Linked DNA regions of Homo sapiens: region 1 is linked to region 2. Evidence: chromatin loops called from intact Hi-C (ENCODE). Cell type or tissue: PC-9. All regions are shown on one strand. Links, peaks and the distances in the headings refer to the core of each region. The heading gives the core; the rest is flanking DNA. Region 1 holds the start of KIAA1549L (KIAA1549 like). Region 2 overlaps KIAA1549L (KIAA1549 like).

Region 1 (8,703 bases), core at 300-8,299, 260 kb after region 2:
CTGAAGTGAGAAATATATTCCTTGATAAGGCAGTGTATCAAGAGCTCAGAATTTCGTCAGAAACACAAAAGCCTGCCCTTTCCAAGTGCAGGCAGTAATCATTATTATTTCCAGGACAACTGCTTACTGCACAGCTTAAGTTTTGAAGCACACTTAGCAGAAAAATCCACCCCCACCTAGAATACTTACAACAGATTTCTCAAAATTGTCCAAGGAATTACAGAAATCTATTTCCTGGGGATTGCTGGAAGTCTACAAGCCAAGCATGACTATTTTTAACTAACCTGCAAACAGTGGATTATATACTTAATGAGCGCCTGCATCCCTTTGCAAGGTGCAAGCAATTATTGGAGAGACCTCCTTCCCAAAAGAAAAGGGTTCCGCTATCAACACAGGAGAAACTGTGTTGATATTTGGGAAGCCGACACGCGGATTGCCTAAAACTCTCTAGCCATTTCATGCAGTTAAGACAAAGTGGACACTCAACAGAGAGCCCAAAATACCAGGGACTTTGCCACCCTGAAACGTGTTCTAATGATACATTTCCCGTTTAAGGTGTCCTAAACACACATCTTTCTCTAAATAAAGCGTGCCTGCGGGACCACTAGGAAGGTTCTACAACTTGTCCAAAAAGAAGAGGCGATTGCTCCTTTTTTTTTCTTCCCCGCCCAAAGTGCCTTCCCGAAAGACAGATTTCTGACAGTTCGCCTACTGTTGCAGCAGTAAAGGGCCGGTGTTGCCAATACCTCTCCACCGCCACCTGGGCAGGTGTGGGTCCCGTCCCGCCGCCCCGCTCCTCCAGAAACCTCCGCGGACGCCCCGCCGCCGAGCGCTTACCCGGGTCGGCCTGGCCGTGCTCCAGGAGGGCCGCCAGCAGCAGAAGTCCCAGCAGCAGCGTCGGTGGCCGCGGGGGCGCATCGTGGGACGCGCCGGCCCCGGGGCCCCTCACACCCGTGCAGCGCGCGGCTCCCCAGGCAGCCCGACCAAGCCCACGCGCCACGGGCCGGCCCCCGCGCCCCCGCGTCGCGGGCCCAGCTTCCCTTGAGCCCTGAGGCTTGGCCTCCTGCGGAGCCATGGGGACGCTTCACACATCCAGGCCGCTGCCTCGCTCTGCACCGCGCCGGGGAGCCCAGCCCTCGGCGCCCCGGTCCTCACCGGGCATCGCCGGCCACGGCCCGGGCGCCGGAGGGAGGGGGCGCCGAGCGGCGCGACTGGCTCGCTCGTCCTGCCGCGCCCGGGGCGGGCTCCAGGGAGCCGCGGCTTCACCCGCGCAGGGGCCGGGCCCGCATGGAGCCGCGGCGGGTGCGGGCCGGGGTTCCCACGGTGCCTGTCGCCGCGCGCCGGCGCGATTGGGGCGGCGAGGGTGGGACGGGCGCCGCCCGGGGCCCCCTCCCCCGGGCCGGCTCCTGCAGAACTAGGGGGCGAGGCTGCCGGGAACGGGGGTGGCGGCCGCGGGGCGCGCTCGGGTCCCTCCCTCCCGCCGCCGCTGCAGCCTCGGCGCCCCGCTGTCCTGGCTCCTCGCTCCTCGCTCCTCGCTGGGCTTCGGGTTCCAGCCCCGGCTCCGGCTCGGGTTCCCGGGCCGCGAGTGCTACCGCAGCTCAGAGCGGCGCCTCATTGACAAAGAAAGCACGTAGCCTCCGGAACGGGCGAGGAGGCGAGGAGGCGAGGCCGGCGCGCGCGCGCAGCCCCGCGCGGAGCCACCGCGCGCTCCCCGCTCCCGCGCGCCCGGCCGGGCTCGAGACCCAGGAGGGGGACCCCTCCCGGCGGCTCCCGCGCAGCGGAGGTCCTTAAGGGGAGGGCTTCCCTCCCCTCCTGTCCCCCATCTAGAGAAGGGAAGGTTGGCGGGAGAGAGGTCGTCTGGCCGGGGAGGGGGGTCATGGTCAACGTGCCCAAGCGGCAGGAAAGCTCTTCCGCCTGGATTTTGGAAAAGCTCTTTGTAGAAGGGCGGGCGCGCTTTGTGCTGTTTGTTCACTACTTCTCCGAGGGTTCAACGGACAGCTGCATGCCAGTTTACCCCTGAGGAGCTCAAGCGGCTGTGGGCTAGTTGCAATAACACGCTGGATTAAAACACATTATAAATATTTGTTGCAGCCACACTACGTGCAAAGCATTACACTGCGCACTGGGAAGACTGGGGGAAGTTTTTCCAAAAAAGTCTACACCCCCAAACAGGAGAGTCAGGCAGCTCCTGCTCAGAGGGACAAAAGGCCCAGGCGTCACCTGAGTTGGTCCCCTGCTCTTCGCCCTTGCTAGCCTTGATGGCCTTAGCAAGTGACCTGGCTCATAGGCGCCTCATCCATCCCCAGTCACTGAGTATCTATTACGGGCCCGCTGTTTGCCAGCATCTGTGTTAGGCACTGAGGATACAAGCAGCGGGGAAACACACACATCCTTGACCCGGTAAAGCTCAGACGCTATTCACTCAACAATCCTTACTGACTGCCTGCGATGTGCCAATGACAACAGCCATAAACAAAATCCCTGCCCTCCTGGAGCTGACATTCTAGTGGGGGTTCACCCGCAATAAACAAATAAGTAATAGAATATTAGACTGGTAAATGCCGTAAAGAAAAATCAGTGTAAAAGAATGAAACGTGGGGAGGGGGTGTTGCAAATGTTAAACATTGTGAAGAAAGGCCTCGCTGAGAAGGTGACGTTTGAGCCAAGATCTGAAGGAGGTGAGAACAAGCCATGCGCGAAGAGCATTCCAGATACAGGGAACCAAAAAGGCTAACATCCCGGGGCAGAGCGTGCCTGGTGTGTTAGGGCACAGCAACTTAACCAGGGGATCTGGAAAAGTGTTAGGTTCTAGTTATTGAGCATCTGCAGGATAGAAATAACACCACATTTCATCTAAGACACATACTTTTCACATGTTAACTTTTCAGAAGTCAGATGTGTTCTTATAATATGTCTAAGATTTGTTGAAATATAGTAATGCCTTGTTGGGGGTTATGATTTAATTTTGTTCTTTAATTAAACTAGTTGGGCTGTTTTGGGTTGTGTTAAGAAACTTGCAGTCTGGCCTGGCGCAGTGGCTCACGCCTGTAATACCAGCACTTTAGGAGGCCAAGGCAGGCGAATCACCTGAGGTCAGGAGTTTGAGACCAGCCTGGCCAACATGGTGAAACCCTGTCTCTACTAAAAATACAAAAATTTGCCAGGTGTGGTGGTGCATGCCTGTAATCCCAGCTACTTGGGAGGCTGAGGCAGGAGAATTGCTTCAACCTGGAAGGCAGAGGTTGCAGTGAGCCAAGATTGCACCACTGCACTCCAGCCTGGGCAACAGAGGGAGACTCCTTCAAAAGAAAGAGAGAGAGGGAGAGAGAGAGGGAGGGAGGGAGGAAGGGAAAGATGCAGTCTAGTTGAAGAGATAAAGCAATTCACTAAATTAGTTGGAGACACTGTGAGAAAGCCAGCCCATGGTCATGGTTCAGGCAGCATCACAAGATGAACGGCCCTGCAGCCGGTGGTGATCCCACGGACAAGGCGATGGGGAATGAGGATGTCAGGCAAAGAAGAACTGAAACAAGGGCAGGGTATAGACTCGCTTAGGTGTTGCAGAAAAGGGAGCCCCTGGAGAGAGAAGTGGGCGGAGCAGAGGCAGGGAAGGAGGCAGGAAGATTGGTCTTGGAGCAGTGGGCCTGCCTGTTTGAGACCCAGAACTCTTATGCTGAGGCCAAGTTGTGAAAGGCCTTGGACACATCTGAAGGAGAGGGAGAGGGGAAGATAAGTCACTCTCAGGAGCACCAATCCTGTATCAGGCTCTGAGTTAAGAGCTCCGGAGAACACACAGGTGGATGTGATGGGGGAAAACACGAACCCTTTAGTAGCCACAGCTTCCCCCACCCACCCCTTTTCTGCACCTGGACAATTGTGGTGTTGATGGTGAGTCAGGAACTGAGGAAGCTGGACAGGCTGGCTGCATTCACCCGGGAAGCGACTGAATGTTGCTGGCCTAAAGAGATATAAAAGATCCAGCAGGAGAGACGCTGTGTGCAAAGCAAGAAAGGCAAGACCTGAACACAGCTGGCTTCTCCATGCGAGTTGAGAGAGATTGATTTAGGGGCAACTGCCATGGGGTTGGGAGATAGCAAATGCATATCTCGAGAAAGTAAATTCTGTATTGTAAATGGGATTTTCCCTTCTCCATTATTTGCCAGACTTACACAAATTATAAATTACTTTTCACGTGTTGGTTGTTGCACTGGTGTTTCAATGAATTCGTCTCCCTGATGAGACTGACCTCAAGACGAGATACCATCCCTTTCCTCAAGAAGCCTACAGTCAGCCAGGTGCAGTGGCTCACGCCTGTAATCCCAACACTTTGGGAGGCCGAGGTGGGTGGATCACGAGGTCAGGAGTTCAAGACCAGCCCGACCAACATAGTGAAACGCCGTCTCTACTGAAAATACAAAAATTAGCTGGGCATGGTGGTGCATGCCTGTGATCCCAGCCACTCGGGAGCCTAAGGCAGGAGAATTGCTTGAACCAGGACCCAGAAGGCGGAGGTTGCAGTGAGCCGAGCTCACACCACTGCACTCTAGCCTGGGCTACAGAGCAAGACTCCGTCTCAAAAAAAAAAAAAAAAAAGAAAAGAAAAAAAAGAAGAAGAAGCCTACAGTCTAATGAGGGGGACAGATACATGCAGCAATAACTTCAGAGCAATGTGCTGAGGATGCGATAGAGGTACGTGCAGATCACTCATCGCCATGGGAATGTGAGCAAGGGGTGGCTATTTCTGCCTGGAGGAGAAAAGGCAAAAGAAGGAAACATTTAAAGTCGGAGTTTGCCAGGCACAGCCAATGACACAATAGAAAGCCATGAAAGTCTGCAGCATTTTGCAGGGAAAGATAAGGTATCTGGTGAGAGAAGCACAGAGGGAACTTAGGGAGATTCAGCCTCCAGGCAGGGGAGCCAAGTTACGGGCAGATGTTGAGAGCCTGCGATGCCATGGCATGGAGTTTGTACCTTATTCTTATCCAGGAGGAACCACTCCGGAAGGGTTCTCTGCTGGAGCAGGAAGCTTGGTGAGATCTTTGACTGATGAGTCATTGATTGGTGGGTGACTGTATAGACTCTGAAACTTTACTCAGATTTAAATTCAGGCCTTACCGTTTACTAGCTGTTTAACTTTGGGCACATCATATAGAGATTACTCTATATCTCTCACCTATAAAACTGGAAATGATAAGAGTGACTCCCTCATTGAATTGTCTTGAGAATTGAATTGATACATGTCAAGCATTTAGAAGAATACTTGACACACAGTAAACACTCAACCAATCTTATTATATGACAATTGCAACCCTCTTAAACCATAAACTCTTTCATTAATTTTAGTCTATTTCTAGGGCTTTGGGGCTTTCTCAGTGTGTAAATTTATTGCTACATAGCTTTCAAAAGTCAGTGTGTTTTGTGCAAAGCATTTTGTTAGGCTGGGAAGAAAGAACAATCTTTGGGCAATTGTTTCAGGCCCACAACAGAAATTTCTGCCATTCATAGAGGGGAAATCTCTAGGCCTCTGCTTTCATTCTTTTTAAAATAGGCAGCTATTTCTCCTCTAGTCAAGAACTCTGTTGCTGACACTCCTTGCTGGAGCAAAGCCCAAGTCTACACTGAACTCCTTTTGTGCACCCAGGACCGTTCTAGACTCTAGGATTCCCACAGCAAGCAAGGCCTTGTCCCCACCCTCACTGAACTCCATACTTAGGAATAAGTGGGGGAGGCTGGGCGCGGTAGCTCACGCCTGTAATCCCAGCATTTTGGGAGGCTGAGTCGGGTGGATCACATGAGGTCAGGAGTTCGAGACCAGCCTGGCCAACATGGTGAAACCCCATCTCTACTAAAAATACAAAAATTAGCCAGGCATGATGGTGGGCGCCTGTATCCCAGCAACTAAGGAGGCTGAGGCAGGAGAATCGCTTGAACCTGGGAGGCAGAGTTTGCAGTCAGCCAAGATAGCACCACTGTACTCCAGCCTGGGCGACAGAGTGAGACACCATCTCAAAAAAAAAAAAAGAGTAAGTGAGGGAGATGAGTAAACACTCAATTATGCCACAGTTCAGTATATGCTGTCAGGGGGGCGGGAAAGGATGCTGTGGGCTTCTGCAGAGGAAACTGCTGAGAGAGGAGGTTAGGGAGGCAAGCAAGGGACTGGTGCCATGGTGTATATTGCAGACATTGAGACAGAAGAAATTCAAAACAAAAATTTAAATATGGTTTTCTTTGCTTCCGTGCCCTTGAGAAAACACTGGATATAACAACGATGGGTCGTTTACTGGGCCCTTCCTGCCTGGCACTGTCCTGGCCCTGAGACAAATGCTTATCATATGGGTTCCCCGCAGACAGCAACTGCCCGCAAGGGCAAAGAGATGCAGCTGAATTAACAATGACAGAGGGCAGTAGGGAGCTTAGGGACAAATTTTAAAGCAGAGGAGTGGTGAATGTGTGTTCCAGGAAAATCACTCTGGCCACCTTGTAGAACGGGTACAACAGGGGTGAGATAAGGAGGAGGCCGACTGTAAGAAGGCTGTTGCAGAAACGCAGGTCAACTAGCTTTCCCCTCCCCCTTATATCTCAACCTGTTTTTCTAAAAACAGTTTCCCAGGCCCACCCCAAGGCCCAGCACATCGGGCCCAGCAAGACGGTAACAGCACCCACTAGGACCAGCCCCTAGACTCCAGGGTGAGTGAGACTGATCTCAGTCCTCAGGGTGTCCCCCACAGCAGCCTAGCTACTCAGTGTTTGTTGACTTCAACTTGACATCCATTGATGACATTTCAGCTCCTCCAGGTTCTGGCTAATTATCCTCTAAATCCTCCAGGGGGGCCAGGCTCAGTGGCTCACGCCTGTAATCCCAGCACTTTGGGAGGCCTGGGCGGGTGGATCATTTGAGGTCAGGAGTTTGAGACCACCCTGGCCAACATGGTGAAACCCCATCTCTAATAAAAATAGAAAAATTAGCCAGGCATGGTGGTGCACACCTGCAATCCTAGCTACTCAGGAGGCTGAAGCAGGAGAATCACTTGAACCCGGGAGGCAGAGGTTGCAGTGAGCCGAGATCATGCCACTGCACTCCAGCCTGGGCAGCAGAGTGAGATTCCGTCTCAAATAAATAAATAAATAAATCCTCCAGTGGGAGGAGGCAGGGTCTTTTGTTTGTTTTTTAACGATCAAAGGTCAATCTGTCTCTCACTAATACTTCTGTTGCTTTTGGGATTCATCCAATAGCAGAGCAGAGATCTGGTCTAGCATTTGACAGTATGGGGCTAGCTCATTTTTACTGTCTCTCTTTGCCCTCAATTTCTTGTCTCACTGTGTTGAGACTATTTCTTGGGCTCTGTGGGGTGGAAACCAGGATTGGTCATTGAAAATCTCAATGATTTACAACCTGAGTTGAAGTCCTAACTCCATCACCTAATAACTAGTAACCTTGAGAAAACTTTAAAACGCTACCACACTATCCCTTTCAGAAACTAGAGATATCTACCCAAGATATCAAGATACATGTATCTACTCAAAACAAATAAAAGCGTATGTTCACACAATGCTTTTACACAAATATATGGAGCAGCATTATTCACAATAGCCAAAAAGTGGGAAGAACTCATGAACTGGTGAAAAGATAAATAGAATGTGGGACAACCAAATACTGTTCATCGATAAAAAGGAAGAAAGTACTGATACATGCTACAACACTGATGAATTGAAAATACTATGCGAAATGAAAGAAGCCAGTCACAAAAGGTCACAATATTCTATGACTCCGTTTGTATGAAGTGTCCAGAAAAGGCAAACCAAAGAGAAAGTAGATTAGTGCTTACCTGGGGCTGGTGAGTAAAAACAAAAAGTGACTGTAATGGGCACAAAGTTTCTTTTTAGGGTAATAGAAATGTTTTAAAATTAGATTGTGGTCATAGAGAATTTAATGTCCTCCTAAAGCCAGGCACAGTGGCTCGAGCCTGGAATTCCAGCACTGGGAGGCCCAGGTGGGATTAGTTGAAGCCAGGAGTTCAAGCCCAGCCTGGGCAATACAGCAAGACCCTGTCTCTAAAAAAGTAAAGAAAAGAAAAGTCCTCCGAAAAGTCCTCCAAGAGATTGGACATCATCTTGACAGTGACAGTGAAAATTTGAAAGCAGGCTGGCATCCAAAGGCAACTTCAGAATTTTCATGAGAAGCTTTGAGGAAACTGGTCCAGGACTCGTCTTGAAGCTGAATTTGATAAGAAGAGCTCTGCTTTCACTTAGGTTATGTTTACTTGCCCCTTCTATTGCTCCAAGCATCTCCTTGGCACCTCCACTGCTACTGTCTTGGTCAAAATTGAATTTTAAAAAGACCACCTGGAAAGTAATGAGGAAGGTTGGAGGAGTGGGGGTGGACTCAAAGCCAGGAAGTCAGATAAAAGTATTAGTTTGGATAAGTTCCAGGTCTGAACTGAGGCAGCACAATGAGGATGGTAAGGAGACAGGAACAGTGTTGAAGGATTTGACAGGGAGTAACCAATGATACCAGGAGAAAGAGGAAGAGGAGGAGGGAAAGGGAAGAGAAGGGAAGGGAAGGGAAGGGAGAAGGGAAGGGAGAAGGGGAGGGGAAGGAAAGGGAGGGGAGGTAGGGGAGAAGGAAGGAAAGTAGGAAGGAAGATAGGTATCTGGGAATACAGGAAATATAGATACAGGAAAATTAGGCTTGGGGGAAAAAAA
Region 2 (8,703 bases), core at 170-8,169:
AAAGCTCATCACATTGTGTACTAACAACCTGTACATTTTTACCATATGTCAATTTTCCCATACTAAAAGAAACAAAACAGATTGACATAGCTAGCTTGATGGGGATGGTCAGGGAAAGCTTCTCTGAGGAGATGCCATGTTTTCAGACCTGAAGGAGGAGAAGAGGTTGCCCATGTGATGGTTGTAGGAAAGCCCAGAGGTGAGAGAGAGTTGGTAGTGCTTGAGAAAAAGAAAGGACTGTTACAGAATGAACTGTGTCCCCCACAAAATTTTTATGTTGAAGTCCTAACTCCTAGCATCTCAGAATGTGACTGTATTTGGAGATGGCGCCTTCACACAGGTAATTAAGTTAAATGAGGTCATTAGAGTGGACCCTTGGGTCCAAAGGACTGATCCTTCTAAGAAGAGGAAATTTGGACACAGCATGTACAAAGGGAAGCCGATATGAAGGCTCAGGGAAGAGATGGCCTTTCATAAACTCAGGAAAGATACCTGGAACGCATCCTTCCCTCATGGCCCTCAGAAGAAACCAATCCTACCAACACTTTGATCTAGAACTTGTAACCTCCAGAACTGTGAGAAAATAAATGTCTGTTGTTTAAGCCATACCACCCAGTCTGTGCCCTAGCAAACTAATATACAGACCTTGTAGCTGAAGCCCTAATTGTCAGGACATGGGGCTGGAGAGGAAGGCAGGGTCCAGATCATGCAGGGTCTTAAAGGCCATGGTAAGAAGGCTGGACTGTTGTCAAAGGGCAATGGGAAACTACTGAAGAATTTTAAGCAGGGAAGAAATGTGATTGGAATTTATGGGAGGCCGGTTAGGAAGCACTTGCTTGCGGCTCTGGCCGTAACCTAGGCCAGAAGAGATGACAGGGGCCTGGATTAGGGTGGTCATGGACAGACAAGGGGTAGGTGAGTTCAAGATGTATTTTGGAAGAGAACTGGCAGAGCTGCTGACAGATTAGATGTGAGAGTGAAGGAAAGCCAAGAGTTGAAGCCAAGACTCTTTACCAACAAGAGGAACTGTGCTACATGGGTCTCCTTAATGGTCTCTGAGCTCCCCAAGCATGTCTGGGCCCTTCCACTTGCTGAATTTTCTGCCTGGAAAGCTCTTCCCCTGGGGCAAGCATTTTAGGTCTGCTCAAAAGTCACCTCCCTGGAGAGCCCTGCCCTGCCCAAGCTATTCAGAGAAGCTCCTGGTACTCTCCACTGCCTTCCTTGAGTTATGTTCCTCCATAGCCTTCCCGACACTGTGCTGTACATGTATGTGTGTGGGTGTTTGTTGCCAGTTTTCCCTAGTGTAATAAATTAGTCTCCCTTATCCTCAGGGAAAATGTTCCAAGACCCCCACTGGATGCCTGAAATCGTGGAGAGTAATGAATCCTAGATACATGATGTTTTTTCTCATACAAACCTATAATAAAGTTTAATTTATAAATTAGGCACAGTGAGAAATTAACAACAATAGCTAATAATAAAAGAACAATTATAACAATATACTGTTCACAATTTCATGGGTAGAAGATTCGTTCTTGGCTGGGCGTGGTGGTTCACGCCCGTAATCCCAGAACTTTGGGAGGTCGAGGCTGGTGGATCACTTGAGGTCAGGAGTTCAACACCAGCCTGGCCAACATGGTGAAACCCCATCTCTATTAAAAAGGCAAAAATTAGCTGGGCGTGGTAGTACATGCCTGTAATCCCAGCTACTTGGGAGGCTGAACCCAGGAGGTGGAAGTTGCAGTGAGCCGTGATTACGCAAATGCAATCCAGCCTGGGTGACACAGCGAGACTCTGTCTCAAAAAAAAAAAAAAAAAGAAGATTCATTGTTACCAGAGATTGTAGCAACCTCAGGATACAATTTTTTTTCTTTCCTTACTAAGTCAGCAACTTTCACCTATTAAAGGAAGCACTAGAGGGCTTTTCTTTGTCATAACCAAATTGCGTTACCACTCTCACCCTTTGGAGCCACCATTAAGTAAAATAAGGGTTACCTGAACACAAGCACTGGCATGCTGCGACAGTGGTTGTCTGAATAACCACTGTGTGACTAAGTGACTGACAGCTGGGTAGCATAGACATTATCCTTGTTGACCAGGATAAGCTGGACAAAGGCAAGATTCATGTCCTGGGTGGGATGGAGTGGGATGGCGTCAGACTTCATTACACTACTCAGAATGGCACACAATTTAAAACGTATAAATTATCTTTGGAATTTCCCATTTAATATTTTCAGATCATAGTTGACCGTAAGTAGCTGAAACCATGGATAAGTGGTGACTACTGGATAAGCCCCATGAGGGCAGGGATATTGTCATATTTTCTGCCGTATCCCAGAATGGCATGTGGTAGAACATTAATAAATACTCACTGAATAAATGAGTGTTAAAAGTCTGGAGAATTCCTACTCAAAAGTCTTCAACAGTAAAAGACATTTCCATTTGTCTAAAATGAATGAAACAGTTTTGTCTAAAATGAATGAAACAGTTTTATCTAGAATGGGCTTAACGAAGAGGGATAAAGGGCTCTTGAGGCCACTTATTCTAGAATTTCTTGAGTTAGGCGCCCCGAAGTGAACAGGGGTTTTACAAGCCCACACTTTCCAGGACACACAAGTGGGTGTAACATCACTTTACCTCACCTTGTTACTTCATTTCTGGAGCATAGGAATTTGAAGCCTCTCTCCAAACCCTGCCCCAAAGCCCAGATTTTCAGCTCAGTGTCAATCGCAGCTCCATCCTGCACGAACAGATTCTGAACAAATTATGCAACTTCGTGGCAAGGGCCCAGAGACCGAGTGGGGGTTTCAGCAAGATAAATTCCTGGGCCATCTGGCCATGATGAAATTTATCTGGCTCCATGTCCATTTTTATTTTCCACCAATCGGAGTCTTTTGGGCCACACAAAACAGTGCCACTTCTCTCCATTTAATGCCTCCTCTGCCCACTGCAAGTGCTGCCTGTTACTGAGGAAGGAGAGACATATTTAGAAAGTTGCTTCTGGAAACCACATTTCAGGAAGTTCTCACTTCACCAGGTGGGAAGAAGACCATGATGGTACAGGAGCAGAGAGACCTTTGGCAGCAGTTTCCCATAAGCCTGCATCCTGGAAGCTTCTCTAATAATAAAGTGAGATTGGTTCCCCTCAGAACAGGCAGTGGGGTTCAAAATAATGGCTTGGTCACTTTTCTGCAAAGGCGTGCAAATGGAATTAAAAAAAATTTTTTCAGCAAAATTTCAAATTTCATTCTGATGGCCCTTCCAAAGGATGATCTACGATCACTCCAGGGCTATGAGGATGTGAGGACAGCATGCTGTTTCTGTGTTTCAGTTCAGTAGAAAAGACATATAAAGGGTCTCTCATAGACTTCTAAGGAAATAGGGACATCCTCTTTCAGAGAGGACCTTTCAGAGAGTGACTCATAATCAGAGTCTCCACTGAGACTATGAAGATGGGACAGACAAGGATAAAAGAAGGTGCTCCAATGCTCTCAGCATTACTCACTGCCCCTAAAGCAAAACATCTTCCCCGTGTAACAGAAGTCTTAGGTGCCAGCTCAACTTCCCGTCTTTCTCCCCCCATAACTTGTTGCTCTCTAAGGAGCAGGGGAAATTCAATTACTGAGCAGCCCACAAGATCCATTTGCCTTGAGTTGCAACCACTGTCCCACCCTGTGTTTGCAAAAACATTACCTTAAAGGTCATCTCTGGAAGTGTGGCCTTGTACTACGGCCCATCTCTTGTCCAGTCATGCTGGAGAAAGGCACCCTTGGAGGAATGCAGTCCTCTCTTTGGTGTGTGACACAATTCAGAGCAGTAAGCGCAGGCCGGGCGTGGTGGTTCAAACCTGTAATCCCAGCACTTTGGGAGGCCGAGGTGGGTGGATCACTTGAGGTCAGGAGTTCCAGATAAGCCTGCCCAACCTGGTGAAACCCTGCCTCTCTTAAAAATACAAAAATTAGCTGGGCATGGTGGTGCATGCTTGTAATCCCAGCTACTCAGGAGGCTAAGGCAGGAGAATTGCTTGAACCCGGGAGGCAGAAGTTGCAGTGAGCTGAGATCATGCCACTGCACTCCAGCCTGGGCGACAGAATGAGACTCTGTCTCAAAACAACAACAACAACAACAAAAACAGAGTAGTAACTGCTAGAAAAGAAACAGGAAAAGGGGAGTATCGCCCTCTCCCTCCTGGGGAGTTATAATAGCTAATGTTCACCGCCTGTTTTCTACATGCTTTGTCTGCATTAGCTCATTTAATTTCCACAACATCCTCATAAAGTAGGTACCACTGGTATCCCCATTTTACAGATGAGAACACTAAAGCGCAGATAGGAAGGTAACTGGCCTAACTTCACGTAGCTTGTAAGTAGCCTAGCTCCAGAGGCTATGAGCACAGCCCCTACACTGTACTACCTGTGAACTTCAAGAACAATATATAAACCACAGTCATAATTAAAAACACCTCTTCAAAAGGAATCCACCCGAAAGTAAACATATCAGAATGGCTTTCTCTCTTGGAAAGCTAATTCGCGTTTTGCTTTCTAGGTGAGTCATCACCTGCTTTTTTTCATCTTAGCTGAGCTGGCACTGCAGGGAGCGAGGACACTGGGAGGATCTCTCCCGTGAGTTAGCACTATTCCATCACAAACAGGCTCTCCCCGCCATCCACTCAAGTCTGCCCTTTCACCTCTTCAGCTCTTGAAAAAACCAGACGGATGCACAAAATCCCTCTGTCACTCTATCTGTGTCTAAAACATGAACCTCTGACTGTAGCCTGGACTTCCCGAGCTCACAGTGAATAGCAGTCGTTACACAACACCACGCTGATCTTTCCCTTCAGAATGGGCCAACCAAAGATGACAAGAGGGCTGGGCGCAGTGACTCACACCTGTAAAAATCCCAGGACTTTGGGAGAAAGAGGCGGGCAGATCACCTGAGGTCAGGAGTTCAAGACCAGCCTGGCCAACATGGTGAAACCCTGTCTCTACTAAAAATACAAAAAAAAAAAAAAAAAAAAAAAAAAAAAAAGCTGGGCATGGTGGTGGGCACCTGTCATCCCAGTTACTTGGGAGGCTGAGACAGGAGAATCGCCTGAACCCAGGAGGTGGAGGTTGCAGTGAGCTGAGACCACACCATTGCACTCCAGCCTGGGCAACAAGAATGAAACTCTGTCTCAAAAACAAACAACAACGACAAAAAACACAAAGATGACAACAGGCTGAAACTGGAGGGAAGAGTGACGTGGAGGAGACTGTTGGGTGTGTTCCTTAAAATGCCCAACACAGTGCTCATGTTTATAATCCCAGCACTCTGGGAGGCTGAGGTGGGAAAATTGCTCAAAGCCAGGAGTTCTAGGCCAGCCTCTATGGGCAACATAGGGAGACCCCATTTCTACAAAAATAAATAAATAAATAAATAAAAATTAAAAATTAACCAGGTATGGTAGTAGTAGTTCTAGCTACTTGGGAGGCTGAGGAGGGAGGCTCGCCTGAGCCAAGGAGGTTGGGGCTGCAGTGAGCTGTGATTATGTCACTGTACTCCAGCCTGGGCAACAGAGCAAGATCTGTCTCTCTAAATAAAAAAGTCCAACTACAAGTGTTCCTCAAGCAGCAGGTACTGTAGCAGGCACTGTGATGGCCTCAGCATCCATCTCCTTCTCTCCCTGTGTTTCAGCCAGGGGGGCTAGCTGGGACTAAGCTGCCCCAGCTCCATCGATGGGGCCTGACCAAGTTAAATTAATCAGTGTAATCTCCCCGCATTCACTGCTACAGTGATTCATGAAGGGCTGGACACTTGGCATATGATGGCTCAGTCAGAGTAAAACCCATAAACCTTGTCTTGAGGTTGGGAAAAGAGAATTCCCTCTTGCACTGGTCCATACAGGATGTAGATATGAGGCCTGGGATTTCTTACCAGAGTCCACCTGTGGATACAGCCAACACACAAGGGAACACAGACCTGTGTATAATGCAGAGGAACAGACTGGGGCCCCAACCAAACCATGCCTGGATTTACCGTAAACAATTCACCCTGTTCATGTTTTAAGATCGTTTAAGTTGGAGTTTCTGTTGCTTTTGCCAAAGGATTTTAGTGGATAACCACCATTCACAGTGAACTCCAAATGGCAATGGACATCAGCCTATGGTTTTGATATTCCGTCAAATCTAATGTGTATTTGGCTCAGAGCTAGAAACGTGACCCATTTTTTCAAGTCTCAGCTCAGGAGTCACCTCTTCTGTTTGACACACTTGTTTGTTCATTTGCCCAACAAATAGAGACACCGCATCTACTGTGTGCCAGTTACTATTCCGAGTGCTGTGGTTTCAAGGATAAATAAAACATGACTCCTGTCCTCGAGGAGTTGCATGGGGAAATAACACAAGTGAACTAACTAATGGAAGTTGGAGGTGAAGGCTTTGATTGGGGTATCAGGGGCTACTGGAACACAAAGGAGGGGCCCATAGGCATAGGGGCCAGGAAAAGGTGCTGGGGAAGGTCATGTTTAAACCAAGTTCCAAAAGCATTGCTTAGGTCAGTAGTTCTCAGCCAGGAGCAGGTTTGACCACCAGGGGACATCTGCAATGCCTGGAGACGTATTTTGGTTGTCACAACTGGGAGGGGCTTCTGGCACCTCAGGCATAGGTAGAGACCACGGATGCTGCTAAAAACCCTGTAACGTACAGGACAGCGCACCATATGAAGAAACTCTACAGCCCTAAGTGTTAACAGCGAGGAGGCTGAGCAGCCTGGGCCTGGATGAAGCAGGTGGGAAGGGAGATTCCAGGCGGAGTGATGCATGCATGCAAAAACCCGGAGATGAGAAACCACAGGACAAGTTTGGGGAAGGTGTTCAGGCTGGAGCCAAGGGGGTGGTTGAAGGAGTAACACGCGTCAGCTAGAAGGGCACATCTGGGCCAGCCAGAGCAGAAAAGTGCTGAGCTGGGAGCTTAGAGTCTGAGTTTTATCTCCAAAGCTATGGGGAGCTCCTGGAGGATTTTGAACAAGAGTGTGTGTTTTAGAAGGATGTCCCTGGCAGCTGTCTGGCAGCTTCAGCAGTGGTGAGTAATGGAGACAGTACTGGGCAGTGGCTGTGGGACAGACAGGAAGGAACAAACCCTCAGGAGCACTTCCTCTTCCCATCCAAGTTCATTGCCACAGTACGTTGCACGTGCCTCCACCTCTCTCCTCCACTAGTAATTACCTGGCCATGCACGAAAATTAATACATCTTTCCCTTCTCCACAGAGCCTCACACGGGTTGATACAGTGGAATCTCATACAAAGCTTAGATGCTAATGCTAATGCCAGCCAGCAGAGTAGGTAAAAATCATGTAGAGAAAAGCCCTTGAAAATCTCTTAAATCGGGAGGAGCCAAGATGGCCAAATAGGAACAGCTCCGGTCTACAGCTCCCAGCGTGAGCGACGCAGAAGATGGGTGATTTCTGCATTTCTATCTGAGGTACCGGGTTCATCTCACTAGGGAGTGCCAGACAGTGGGCGCAGGTCACTGGGTGCACGCACCATGCATGAGCCGAAGCAGGGCGAGGCATTGCCTCACTCGGGAAGCGCAAAGGGTCAGGGAGTTCCCTTTCCTAGTCAAAGAAAGGGGTGACAAACGGCACCTGGAAAATCGGGTCACTCCCACCCGAATACTGCGCTTTTCCGACAGGCTTAAAAAATGGCGCACCAGGAGATTATATCCCGCACCTGGCTCGGAGGGGCCTACGCCCACGGAGTCTCGCTGATTGCTAGCACAGCAGTCTGAGATCAAACTGCAAGGTGGCAGCGAGGCTGGGGGAGGGGCGCCCGCCATTGCCCAGGCTTGCTTAGGTAAACAAAGCAGCCGGGAAGCTCGAACTGGGTGGAGCCCACCACAGCTCAAGGAGGCCTGCCTGCCTCTGCAGGCTCCACCTCTGGGGGCAGGGCACAGACAAACAAAAAGACAGCAGTAACCTCTGCAGACTTAAATGTCCCGGTCTGACAGCTTTGAAGAGAGCTGTGGTCCTCCCAGCATGCAGCTGGAGATCTGAGAACGGGCAGACTGCCTCCTCAAGTGGGTCCCTGACCCCTGAGCAGCCTAAGTGGGAGGCACCCCCCAGCAGAGGCAGACTGACACCTCACACGGTCCAGTACTCCAACAGACCTGCAGCTGAGCGTCCTGTCTGTTAGAAGGAAAACTAACAAAGAGAAAGGACATCCACACCAAAAAACCATCTGTACATCACCATCATCAAAGACCAAAAGTAGATAAAACCACAAAGATGGGGAAAAACAGAGCAGAAAAACTGGAAACTCTAAAAAGCAGAGCGCCTCTCCTCCTCCAAAGGAACGCAGTTCCTCACCAGCAACGGAACAAAGCTGGACGGAGAATGACTTTGACGAGCTGAGAGAAGAAGGCTTCAGACGATCAAATTACTCCGAGCTACGGGAGGACATTCGAACCAAAGGCAAAGAAGTTGAAAACTTTGAAAAAAATTTAGAAGAATGTATAACTAGAATAATCAATACAGAGAAGTGCTTAAAGGAGCTGATGGAGCTGAAAACCAAGGCTCGAGAACTACGTGAAGAATGCAGAAGCCTCAGGAGCCGATGTGATCAACTGGAAGAAAGGGTATCAGCGATGGAAGATGAAATGAATGAAATGAAGCGAGAAGGGAAGTTTAGAGAAAAAAGAATAAAAAGAAACGAGCAAAGCCTCCAAGAA

What was found. Hi-C counts contacts between places; a loop is a spot of excess contacts. Peaks named below come from ENCODE experiments on the same cell type or tissue, not always from the same donor. Only the 100,000 strongest peaks of a DNase experiment are listed, where the experiment ranks them.
Region 1: it touches region 2 in a loop (3-fold over the local background); 2 of 110 quality-filtered maps call a loop at or near these places.

Annotation. Positions count from the first base shown.
Region 1 is chr11:33,369,024-33,377,726 of GRCh38, reverse strand. It overlaps KIAA1549L (KIAA1549 like), which reads right to left and starts at 1,619. Exons shown (of 21, transcript NM_012194.3): 1 at 838-1,619. The coding sequence starts at 1,075. RefSeq lists silencers at 754-1,033, 1,164-1,263, 1,404-1,643, 1,674-1,733. In PC-9, for the core only: no CTCF peak of the experiment used is centred there; DNase peaks (open chromatin) are centred at 5,026 and 6,086; H3K4me3 peaks cover 2,723 bases; H3K27ac peaks cover 2,803 bases.
Region 2 is chr11:33,629,465-33,638,167 of GRCh38, reverse strand. All of the region lies in intron 16 of KIAA1549L (KIAA1549 like), which reads right to left. Among named protein-coding and RNA genes, the nearest start is that of C11orf91, 67 kb to the left of the region's middle. In PC-9, for the core only: no CTCF peak of the experiment used is centred there; DNase peaks (open chromatin) are centred at 1,857, 3,497, 3,737 and 4,637; H3K4me3 peaks cover 861 bases; H3K27ac peaks cover 6,024 bases.